Linked DNA regions of Mus musculus: region 1 is linked to region 2. The links are chromatin loops, found by intact Hi-C in ENCODE. Cell type or tissue: left cerebral cortex. All regions are shown on one strand.

What was found. Hi-C counts contacts between places; a loop is a spot of excess contacts. Peaks named below come from ENCODE experiments on the same cell type or tissue, not always from the same donor. Only the 100,000 strongest peaks of a DNase experiment are listed, where the experiment ranks them.
Region 1: a loop joins it to region 2, with 3 times the contacts of the local background. A loop is called at or near these places in 6 of 42 quality-filtered maps.

Annotation. Positions count from the first base shown.
Region 1 is chr11:101,464,555-101,469,554 of GRCm38, reverse strand. It overlaps Vat1 (vesicle amine transport 1), which reads left to right and starts at 3,356. Exons shown (of 6, transcript NM_012037.2): 1 at 3,356-3,847. The coding sequence starts at 3,422. It overlaps Rnd2 (Rho family GTPase 2), which reads right to left and starts at 1,380. Exons shown (of 5, transcript NM_009708.2): 1 at 1,116-1,380; 2 at 535-622. The coding sequence starts at 1,217. In left cerebral cortex, CTCF peaks have their summits at 1,748, 1,962 (motif pointing left), 3,250 and 3,805; DNase peaks (open chromatin) are centred at 1,904, 3,372, 3,812, 4,377 and 1 more place; H3K4me3 peaks cover 3,734 bases; H3K27ac peaks cover 3,014 bases.
Region 2 is chr11:101,517,215-101,522,214 of GRCm38, reverse strand. It overlaps Brca1 (breast cancer 1, early onset), which reads left to right. Exons shown (of 23, transcript NM_009764.3): 12 at 4,773-4,944. Among named protein-coding and RNA genes, the nearest start is that of Brca1, 32 kb to the left of the region's middle. In left cerebral cortex, a CTCF peak has its summit at 3,085; a DNase peak (open chromatin) is centred at 3,083.

The DNA of each region.
Region 1 (5,000 bases), 53 kb after region 2:
CAGAAAATCTACCACCATTCTGACAAATTTTGTGCGTGCTTTCTGGGCTTTGATGACACATCTTCTAAAGTCCTCCAGGGAACGGAGTAAAAATAAAAACCCTTCCCATGAGGTTGGAGCAAGGACAGGGAGCCAGTGCTCCTGTTCTCCTGGGACTCTAGTTCAGTCTAGAGGAAGAAAAAAAAAAAAAAAAAAAACTACTTTCCACCACCTTCCCCCACCCCAGTAATTCTAAATAGCTTTCCTAAACCCAGTCCTATTTCCTAAGAAACATGTTCCAAAATAAATCATTTCTTTCCAAGTTCCTTGGGTAAGCAGAACCCAGCTGCAGGGCCGATATTAGACTTCCTACGTGGTTTCTGTCAGGCCTAAGAAACTCTGCCTCAGTTTCCCTGGCTCAAAAGAGAAACTGATGTTCTGCTCTAAAACTGGATGGATGTCTGAGCTGACCTGGAATCTCAGGTTCTGGCCAAGGGAGGGGCTAGAGGAAGGGACCTTGGCCGCCGTCAGGGTGACCCCGAGGGACTTGGCTACCTGAAGTATCCCACATGTTGAGCTCAATGCGGCGCTTGTCGATCTCGAAGCTGGCAGTGTAGTTCTCAAACACCGTGGGGACATAACTCTGCAGACACGGATGGGTCAAAATGAGAGAGAGCTGCTCTCCAGTACTCACTCACCCTGACAACTGCCCTCCTCCCTCGACACCCGGTCCAGCTCAGTCCCTAGACAGAAGTTGGTCTGAGGCTGGGCTAAGGGAAGATCCGGGGAGCTACTGCCTCCACCTCCTAGCTAGACTCTCAGATAACCCCCCTTCCCGGGTCCCTTTAGCCCCTAGTTTTTTCTCTCTCGGATGCCCGGGACCTCAGTCATTCTCCCGGAGCGCCCTTCCGGATCCTCTGATGCTCCTAAGCCCCATCCATTTCACCGCGTTCCTTGATTCCTTCCACTCCAATCCTCTGCAGTCCTTTCAGACCCCCCAACGCCTCCTTCCCTTCCTCTGAGCCTCTTTCTCTCCTCCCTGGTTACCCTGGTACCGGTTTCCAGCGGCCCCCGGGGCCCCTATAACCCACTCCCCGCAGCCTCGGTGCCCCTCTCTCCAGACGCCAATTCCTCACCCCGGGGTAGGCGTCCTTGGCGAACACCTGCAGCAACGCTGTCTTGCCGCACTCCGCGTCCCCCACCACTACGATCTTGCAGCGGCCACTCTGCCCCTCCATGGTCCCGGCTACGCGCCGGCCCCCCACGCCGCCCCCCTCCCGGGCACAGCCGCCGCTTCTGCCGCCTCCTCCCCCGCCGCTGCAGCTGCAGCCTCTCGGGCCGCCGACACCGGCATCTCGCGGGCCCGCGCCGAGCCCCCGCCCGGGGCTGCGGGCCCCCTCCGCCCCGCCCCTAGCCCGCGGGCCGCACCTCTGGCCCCGCCTCCCACCCGCACAGCCGAGGGGCGGGGTTCGGGACGGGGCGGGGCCTGGGAGGAGGGGAGGGGGACCCGAGTTAGACTCTAGCGCGCAGCTGTGACCCCAGGAGCGCCTGAGGGTTTGTGGCCAGCGAGCCCCGTTTATTTGAGTTCCTCGGGCATGGAGGCTGGGCTGACCGAGGGCGAAGTTCTGAAGGGTCAGCTGCGAAGCTCCATACACGGGCGCAAGGCCTGAGCCTTCTGTGTGCCCACGCGTGCACGCAGGTGTGCTAGTGCGGCGGACACGCGCGGCGGCAGCAATCTATTTCCCGAACACAGGGGGGCGTGAGATGTTAGGAAAGGGAGGATTTTTGATTTTTGTCTCCCTCCTCCACTCTCGGGTCCAGACAGAGCTTAGGGAAATGGAAGTACGGACCTTAGCACTCCCACCCTACATTAGTGACATCATAGCTTTCTATCTCCATAACGACGGGTGGCGGGATCTAGGCCTGTGACCAACCTAGAAGCATGGACTAAGTTCCTCTAGCCAAGTACTGAGTGGAAAGTTTTAGGGGAGCTTTTGCGTCCTCTGGTGGATGTTTTGGTAGAAAGAGCAAAGGGAAGGCTAAGGAAGCTAGAATCCTTTGACAGCTAAGCTGGGCCAGAGCTAAGCCCCAAAGCCAATTTCAGCCTCATCTCAGACTAGCAATAAGCAAACCGCCATTTGCATGACATCTTTTGCCTAGAAGAGGATGGAGAAAGGGGCTTGGAGGGCTGTGATCGGGATGTAAAGTGAATGAATGAATGAATGAATGAACAAATAAATACACATACATACATACATGCATACATAAGTGAAAAAAATCCTTCTTTAGCCGGGCATGGTGCTGCACGCCTTCAGTCTTAGCACTCATGAGGCAGAAGCAGGCAGATCTCCCTGAGTTTGAGGCCACTCTAGTCTATATAATGAGTTCCAGGTCAACCAGGTCTAAATAGAGAAATCCTGTCTCAAAACAAACAAAACTCTTCTTTAAGTCGAAGATGTTCATTTTAATGTTATCTCGTTTTGAATAACCGTGTAAAGGTAACTAAAGCACACAATCTCATCGCTGTTTTACAAAAAGTAAACAGACACACAGCATTAACACCCAAAACTGTTAAGTTTAAGTTAGAGATGTAACTCGGGAGTAGAGCTACATTCATGAGGCTCTGGGTTCTATCCTCAATTCCAACAAAAGGAAAAGAGAGTGTGAAAGAAAAGGGAGGTGGTGGCACATGTCATTTTAACCACAGAACTCCGGAGGCAGAGCCAGCCTTGTATTCATGGCACCTTCTAGGCTCCAGGCCAGACCTGGCTACATGGTGAGACCCTGTCTTAGAGGTTCTCATGCTTGTAGTTTGCCACTGCAAGAACATAGTGAGTAAGCCGGGCGTGGTGGAGCACACCTTTTATCCCAGCACTTGGGAGGCAGAGGCAGGCGGATTTCTGAGTTCGAGGCCAGCCTGGTCTACAAAGTGAGTTCCAGGACAGCCAGGGCTACACAGAGAAACCCTGTCTCAAAAAACAAGCAAACAAAAGAACATAGTGAATAAAGTCTGCTTATTAGTAAACGGTAGAGTTCAACCTGAGGCACAATTTCACCGGAGTCTGATCCACAGGTGGCTAGATTATAAATTCAGATTTTAAATTATCCTTCAGACTGTGTCACGACAACTTTTAATTCGTATAAGGCTTTCTACGAATAAATCAAGTCTTAGACTCGGCATGCCCCAGAATCTCCTCATGCTTATCAGTCACACGCACGTACACCACCACCCTCCACCTGCACCGCTAGTCTTTTCGCGCCCTCGCAGCTCGGTCAGCAGAGGGACTAGCCCTTTAAGTCCGCCCGCGAAGCCCCACCCCCCGAGCAAGGCCCCGCCCCACCCACTGGTGTCCGCAGCCTGCGCTCTTCCTGACGCGTGTCCCGCCCTTCCCAGCTGTGCACCGGTTCTGTACAGCTGGGAACGCACGTCGCGAGTCTAGCCATGTCCGCGGAGAGGGAAGCAGCTGAGGCGGCCACTGTGGCAGCGGCGACCGAGGCCGGGGCGGAGACCGGGACCGGAGCCGGGGAGGGTGCGCCTTCGCAGCCCCCGACAGTCGAGGTGGCAAGCGACCCGCAGCCACCCCCGGCCCCCGAAGCGTCAGCATCCGCTTCGGCACCGCCACTGCGCTGCCTGGTACTCACCGGCTTCGGTGGCTACGATAAGGTGAAGCTGCAGAGCCGGCCGGCGGTGCCCCCGGCCCCGGGTCCGGGTCAATTGACGCTGCGCGTGCGAGCCTGTGGGCTCAACTTCGCCGACCTCATGGGCCGCCAAGGGCTGTACGACCGACTACCGCCTCTGCCGGTCACCCCCGGCATGGAGGGCGCGGGCGTGGTAGTGGCAGTGGGCGAAGGCGTCGGCGACCGTAAGGTGAGCGGTAGCAGGGCAGGAGTGGGCGCGTGCCGGGGGTGTGGCCGGGCCGGGAAGCCAGCAAGGACGCGGGTGGACTAAACATGGAACACATGGAAAGCAATTTATGTCTCCAGGCGTCTGGGAAAAGGATTTACTGGGAACTGGCAACAGTGTTATTGCCCCTTCCCAAAGCATTTTTTAGTAGTGGCCGCCGCCCCAAGCGGAGTTGGGGGGAAAACAATAAGGCGCCCAGGCGCATGCGCAGGATGACCTGCTCGCCCCCCTCCCACCCCCTTCCCCAAGTAAAACCACACCTGTACCCCTGCCCACTAAACACTCCCGGGGCAGTTGTGGTTTGTGACTCTGAGTGGTGGCTAACTCCCCCTTCCCTCCCGAGGGAGCTTTGAGAAGCTATGTAGATGGGGTTAGGCGGAGGCTCAGAGGCCGTGCCAGAGCGCTAGTCACATGCAGCCCCGTGGTGTATGGGGGTGTATGACGGCCCCTCCCCGAGCTGGGCCAAAGGGGACACACCCATCATGGAGCCCAGAGAGGCTGGCTTCCCCCACCGCCACGGGCCTTACGCTACTACTCGGGTATTTGACGTGGGGGAGGCGGGAATCAGTCTCCCATCTTTGTCTTGGGCTTGCTTTCTCGTGACTGCAACTCCATCCCTTCTTCAGTGACTCAGCTAGCAGGCCACGACCCAGGGTTACCCTTGGGAACTTCCGGCCCAAACCGCTGCTCCTCCTCCCTTTCAGAGGACCCCAGCCCCCGAAATCCAGGCGGAGCCCATTTGGACTAGGGTAGGGAGGTGTGGCACCTTGAGCAGGTTGGCCCAGCTTTGCCGGTCTGTTTCTCGTTTATCATTAATCACAGCCATAACCTTGGCCACATGAGACTTACAGAAGACCAGCTTTCTGAGAGATCCCGATTGAGGCCTCTTTATATCAAGTGTTTAGGAGTTTCTTTTCAAATCCAGCACCTTCATGAGATGCTGCCCCAGAGCAGTCTGAGCCTTTGCTAACCTGCTGGGTTTGCTGCATTTGTTGAACATCAAAACAGCTCCTCCTTAAAGTCGTTCTTTCTGAATCCAGCTGTGGTCACACCCTTGCCCTGACTTAGATATAATCCTACTCTTGGATGGTGCTAAAAGGACTTTGGAGGGTAGGGG
Region 2 (5,000 bases):
AACCAAACTGAAGCCTACAGGATTCTTTCCACTAGAGGCCATCTTACCTTTCACTGTATTATTTCTTTTAATTTTTGTCTTTTATTATCTAGTTGCTTGTTAGTATCTTTCTACTTGGAAACGAATGGCCAGGGTATTCATTCCTGCACCTGGTAACTCCCACAGATGACGTGAGTGCTCCTGCACTCGAGGCAGGACAGGCTCTTGGGAAAAACATCATTCTCACAGCCAGATCCTAGGTTTATCGCCTAACTTTCTTTTTGATTAAAAAGAAAAAAAATTCCTAAACTTGCATTTCAAACCTTAGATTTGTCTAGGTATTTCTTTCCTGTGTTTATCTTTCACTAGCTGGGCAACTTCTGAGGGTTCCCCATCCTGTATTCCTCTACAGAGTCCTAGGCAGAGTGTACAGCAAGTCTGGAGCAAGTATTGGTCAGACTCTCTGTGCCTGACCATGTGATCTCAGTTAATTGGCTTATTTTCTCTGAATTAAAATAGCGATACTTTTTTTTGGTTTTGTTTTTTTTTTTTTTTTTTTTTTTTTTTTTTGGTTTTGTTTTTTGAGACAGGGTTTCTCTGTGTAGCCCTGGCTGTCCTGGAACTCACTTTGTAGACCAGGCTGGCCTCGAACTCAGAAATCCGAATCAGCCTGCCTCTGCCTCCCGAGCACTGGGATTAAAGGCATGCGCTGCCACGCCCGGCTTCTTTTTTTTAACATACATATTTGTATGTATGTATGTGGATATGCCACCAGGGTAAATGTGTGGAGGTCAGGTGACACAGTCTGTGCGGCAGTGCTGAGGATCAAATCAGGTCCTCCTGTGGTGGCAAGTGAGCTGACTCACTGGTCCCGTGGTGTGGTTTGAATCATCTTGCTATAGCTTCTGTTTCTCTTAAAGCATAAATGTGCTTTTAGCTGCAGCATACGAGTGACTTTTCTTCCCCTTCTTTTTTTTTTTTAAAGATTTTATTTTATTATATGTAAGTACACTATAGCTGTCTTCAGACGCTCCAGAAGATAATCAGATGGTTGTGAGCCACCATGTGGTTGCTGGGATTTGAACTCAGGACCTCTGGAGGAACAGTCAGTGCTCTTAACTGCTAAGCCATCTCTCCAGCTGTCTTCTTTTTTTTTTTTTTTTTTTTTTTTTTAAGATTTATTTATTGATTATATGTAAGTACACTGTAGCTGTCTTCAGACACTCCAGAAGAGGGAGTCAGATCTCGTTACGGATGGTTGTGAGCCACCATGTGGTTGCTGGGATTTGAACTCCTGACCTTCGGAAGAGCAGTCGGGTGCTCTTACCCACTGAGCCATCTCACCAGTCCCCCCGTCTTCTCTTCTTAAAAAGTACAAAACTAAATGAAACTGGGAATTCTTAGTATTACTAAGGTCACTTTGTTGTCACCAAAGACAGCATCCCCTGTTGGTTCCAGCACCCCAGTGGCAGAGGCAGGTGGATCTCTGAGTTCCGGGCCAGGCTGGTTTACATGGTGAATGCCAGGCCAGCCAGGCCTACAAAGTGACACCTTGTCTTAACAAAATAAGACAAAAATTGATTAAAAGACTTAAATCTTCTCATGGTCCTTTCTGGATTTATTTGGGGCTCTGTCAATATGTCTGTCACCTAATTCTGTCCCTTAGCTGCTTGTTTTTTAAGTTTCAGCTTTTTATTCCATCTGTCTTAGCCATACTGTATTAAATCTGACATTCAATACACTACTGTGTTGTTTCTTGGGTCTCTGATCCTATTCCCAGAAAGATGCTCATTATTTGATCAGGATTCATTGTTTTAAGTGTTTTTATATCAAGTATCTATTCAAGACAGGTAGCTTTGATGTTGAGTTGCACGGACAAGCAAAATGATTGCAATGGACTTTCCCTATGTTCATATAGAACTGAAGGGTAAGAGATGATACAGAGTGCCTCATGTGGAATCACTGATATACTTTGTGATGCTCATGGTGTGTGTATAGTATATGTGTAGTGTGGGTGTGTGTGCAGTGAAGGTGCAAGATTGTCTCCTCCCACCCACTATGTAGGACCTAAGGATTAACCTCATGTCATTAGGCTTGGTGGCAAGTACCTTTTCACACTGAACCATCTTGCCAACCCTCCTACCTCCCCCCCCCCCATTTTGTAACTCAAAGATTTAATTCATTTGTCCATTTTCATATTAAACACTGGCTGTGAAGTTCCTCTGTGATGGGCAGTGGTACGGGACTTAGGGTTGCATACCTTGTACGCCCATGACCTTGGCATTCCCAGTGTGAGGGAAGCTTAGACAGGGGAATCTCAACTTTGAAGCTAGCCGAGGATACATAGACCGCTCTTCAAAACAAAAAGAACACAAAATCAACAAGGATTCCTCCTCCCATCAGGGAAGTTGTGTGTTCCCCTGAATGTAGTGATGCTTTGGCAGCCTGAGCCACGTAATGAGGCACACTGCTGTCCTGATAGACAGGTATTGCTGGGCTTTGAAAGATTAGAAAAGATTACCAAATGGGAAAAGAGGGGATGTGGGAACTGAGGCAAAGATACAGATGGCCTGAATGCATAGGGACCGCCACTGAGCAGTCTAGTGTCTCTAGAAAGCTGGGCTGATGGGAAATGCTGGGCGTCAATAACAGATAGGATCAAGCTGTCCTCAGACTTTGGAATGGTTTATCTAGGAATCTGAACTTTGACTTGAGGGCAGTAATGACGAAGTTCTTTAGCGCTGAAAAATACTAGCTTATTAACTGAGCTGTGTTACGCCATTTGAGGCCCTTTTGGAAAAAGGATTCTTGATGTAAAGAGATAAACGTGGTAACCTGTCTGGCTTTGTCCTCCCTGGTGCATTTGAGCACCTATACCTATAGTAGAATTGTCTTAAGTTTTACATTCCTTCCTGTAGGAAAAGCCACTGCAGTAGTGGTCCGATTACTTTTCTTTCTGATTTTCTGGTATGTTTACTGGCCATGTGGAAGTTAGATGGCATAGCTGTGAGTGTTATTAATTCAGCTTTTAAAGAATTGGTCTGATATCTGTGTGGGGCCTTGGCTAGGATTTGATCAGTGATGTCAGTACTCACGGGTACCACGTGGTGGCATTGGTGGCACTGCAGATGTTGGCAGCATTACAGTCTCAGTAGCAGTGGGAACCTTTGTAAAGCTCGAAATTACGTTTTGTTTATTTGGTTTTTTCATCATAAAGTTCTCCTGGGAACTATGAATTTATCATAGCTGTAGGAAGAATATGGCTTGATTTTAGTGGAAAGCAAAGTCACTTTCAAGGTCAAAAGACAGAGAAGGTGAAACAGATTTTGTTCCCCTCCAGCAGCTGAAAACCTAGCATCGGCATTTCTTCTAAAAGTGATGAAGAGACATACATATTGGGAAATTCTTTATTTGTCCACATCCTTTGCTTGTCAAATACCTTAGACTTGCTAGATTGTCTGTGACAGGATCTCACTGTGTAGTCTTGGCTATCCTGGAACTCACTATATAGACCAGGATGGCCTCAACTCAACTCAACTACTGCTATTAAAGCTATTATGCTTAGCTGAAATTACTCTTTTTTTTTGTTTGTTTTGTTGTTGTTGTTGTTGTTTGTTTGTTTTGTTTTCTGCTTTCAAGACAAGGTTTCTCTGTGTAACAACTCTGGCTATTCTGGAACTCACTTTGTAGACCACTCTGCAATCTGGCCTTGAACTCACAAAGATCTACCTGCCTCTACCTCCCAAGTACTGGGATTAAAGGTAGCTAGATTACGTCTTAAGGTGGATCAGTAAACAGTATGAACCTATGGGAAAGAAGAGTTCATTTTCTTGAATTGAAAACAGTAATTTGGGCTGGAGAGGTGGCTCAGCGGTTAAGATAACTGACTGCTCTTCCAAAAGCCCTGAGTTCAAATCCCTGCAACCACATGGTGGCTCACAGCCATCTGTAATGGCATCTGATGCCCTTTTCTGGTGTGTCTGAAAGTCAGTTACAGTGCACTCACACACGTTAAATAAATAAATAAATAAATAAATAAATCTTTTATAAAAAAGAAAAGAAAAAGAAAACAGCAACTTGTTATAGGCTTTCTAGAACATCGTAGGAAATTATTCAACACTGAATCCATGTAAAAACTAAATTTACTTGGATCTAAGCACAGCGATGTATCTTTTCACTCAGCTACAAATACATTTTTAAATTTTAAAAATAATAAGAAATAAATAAATGGGGCTGGAGAAGGGGCTCAGTGGTTAACAGACCACTCAGTTCAGAGGACCTGGATTCAGCTCCAGCTGATGGCTTCAATGCCCTTCCGTGACCTCTGAGAGCATCGGGCACGCACATGGAGATAAATCATTCATAAACCTGAACTTAAAAAAAATTTTTTAACTAGGCATTTTGTAGACTAATTAAATGTCTTATCTCACAGTAGCGAGTCTTTAGAACACAGTTTATATAGTTTGTGAACAGATTCTTGTGAATTTAAGCTTAAAGTACTGTAATTACCCCAGTCTGTCCCCCATCTTTAAAAGAAAATGAGGAGCTACAGTGAAGCAGATCTATCTGGAAGAGCTCGAGGGTGCACTCTCCTCCAACATCATTTTCAAACAATTGCAAGGTCATTAACCACATGAGTATGGTTGGATTAAAGGGTATTCAGCCAGAACTCATAATTCCATATTAGGTGATCTCAGCTCCCATGCTAAAATTAATTGCTGTGACATATTCTTACTTCGTGGCACATCTCTCAGAGTATATAACTTTCTTGGTGTTCTTGTTTGGTTTTGCAGCAGCGGGCGACCATGAAGTATAACCTGATAAAGCTGCAGCAGGAAATGGCTCACCTGGAAGCTGTGCTGGAGCAGCGTGGGAACCAGCCTTCTGGCCACTCCCCTTCCCTCCTAGCGGACCCTTGTGCCCTGGAAGACCTGCCAGATCTGGAACCAAACATGTCAGGAGCAGGTGTGTAGTGCTGAACAAATGCCAGTGTTACAAGCAAACTTCTTCCCTCCCTCGAC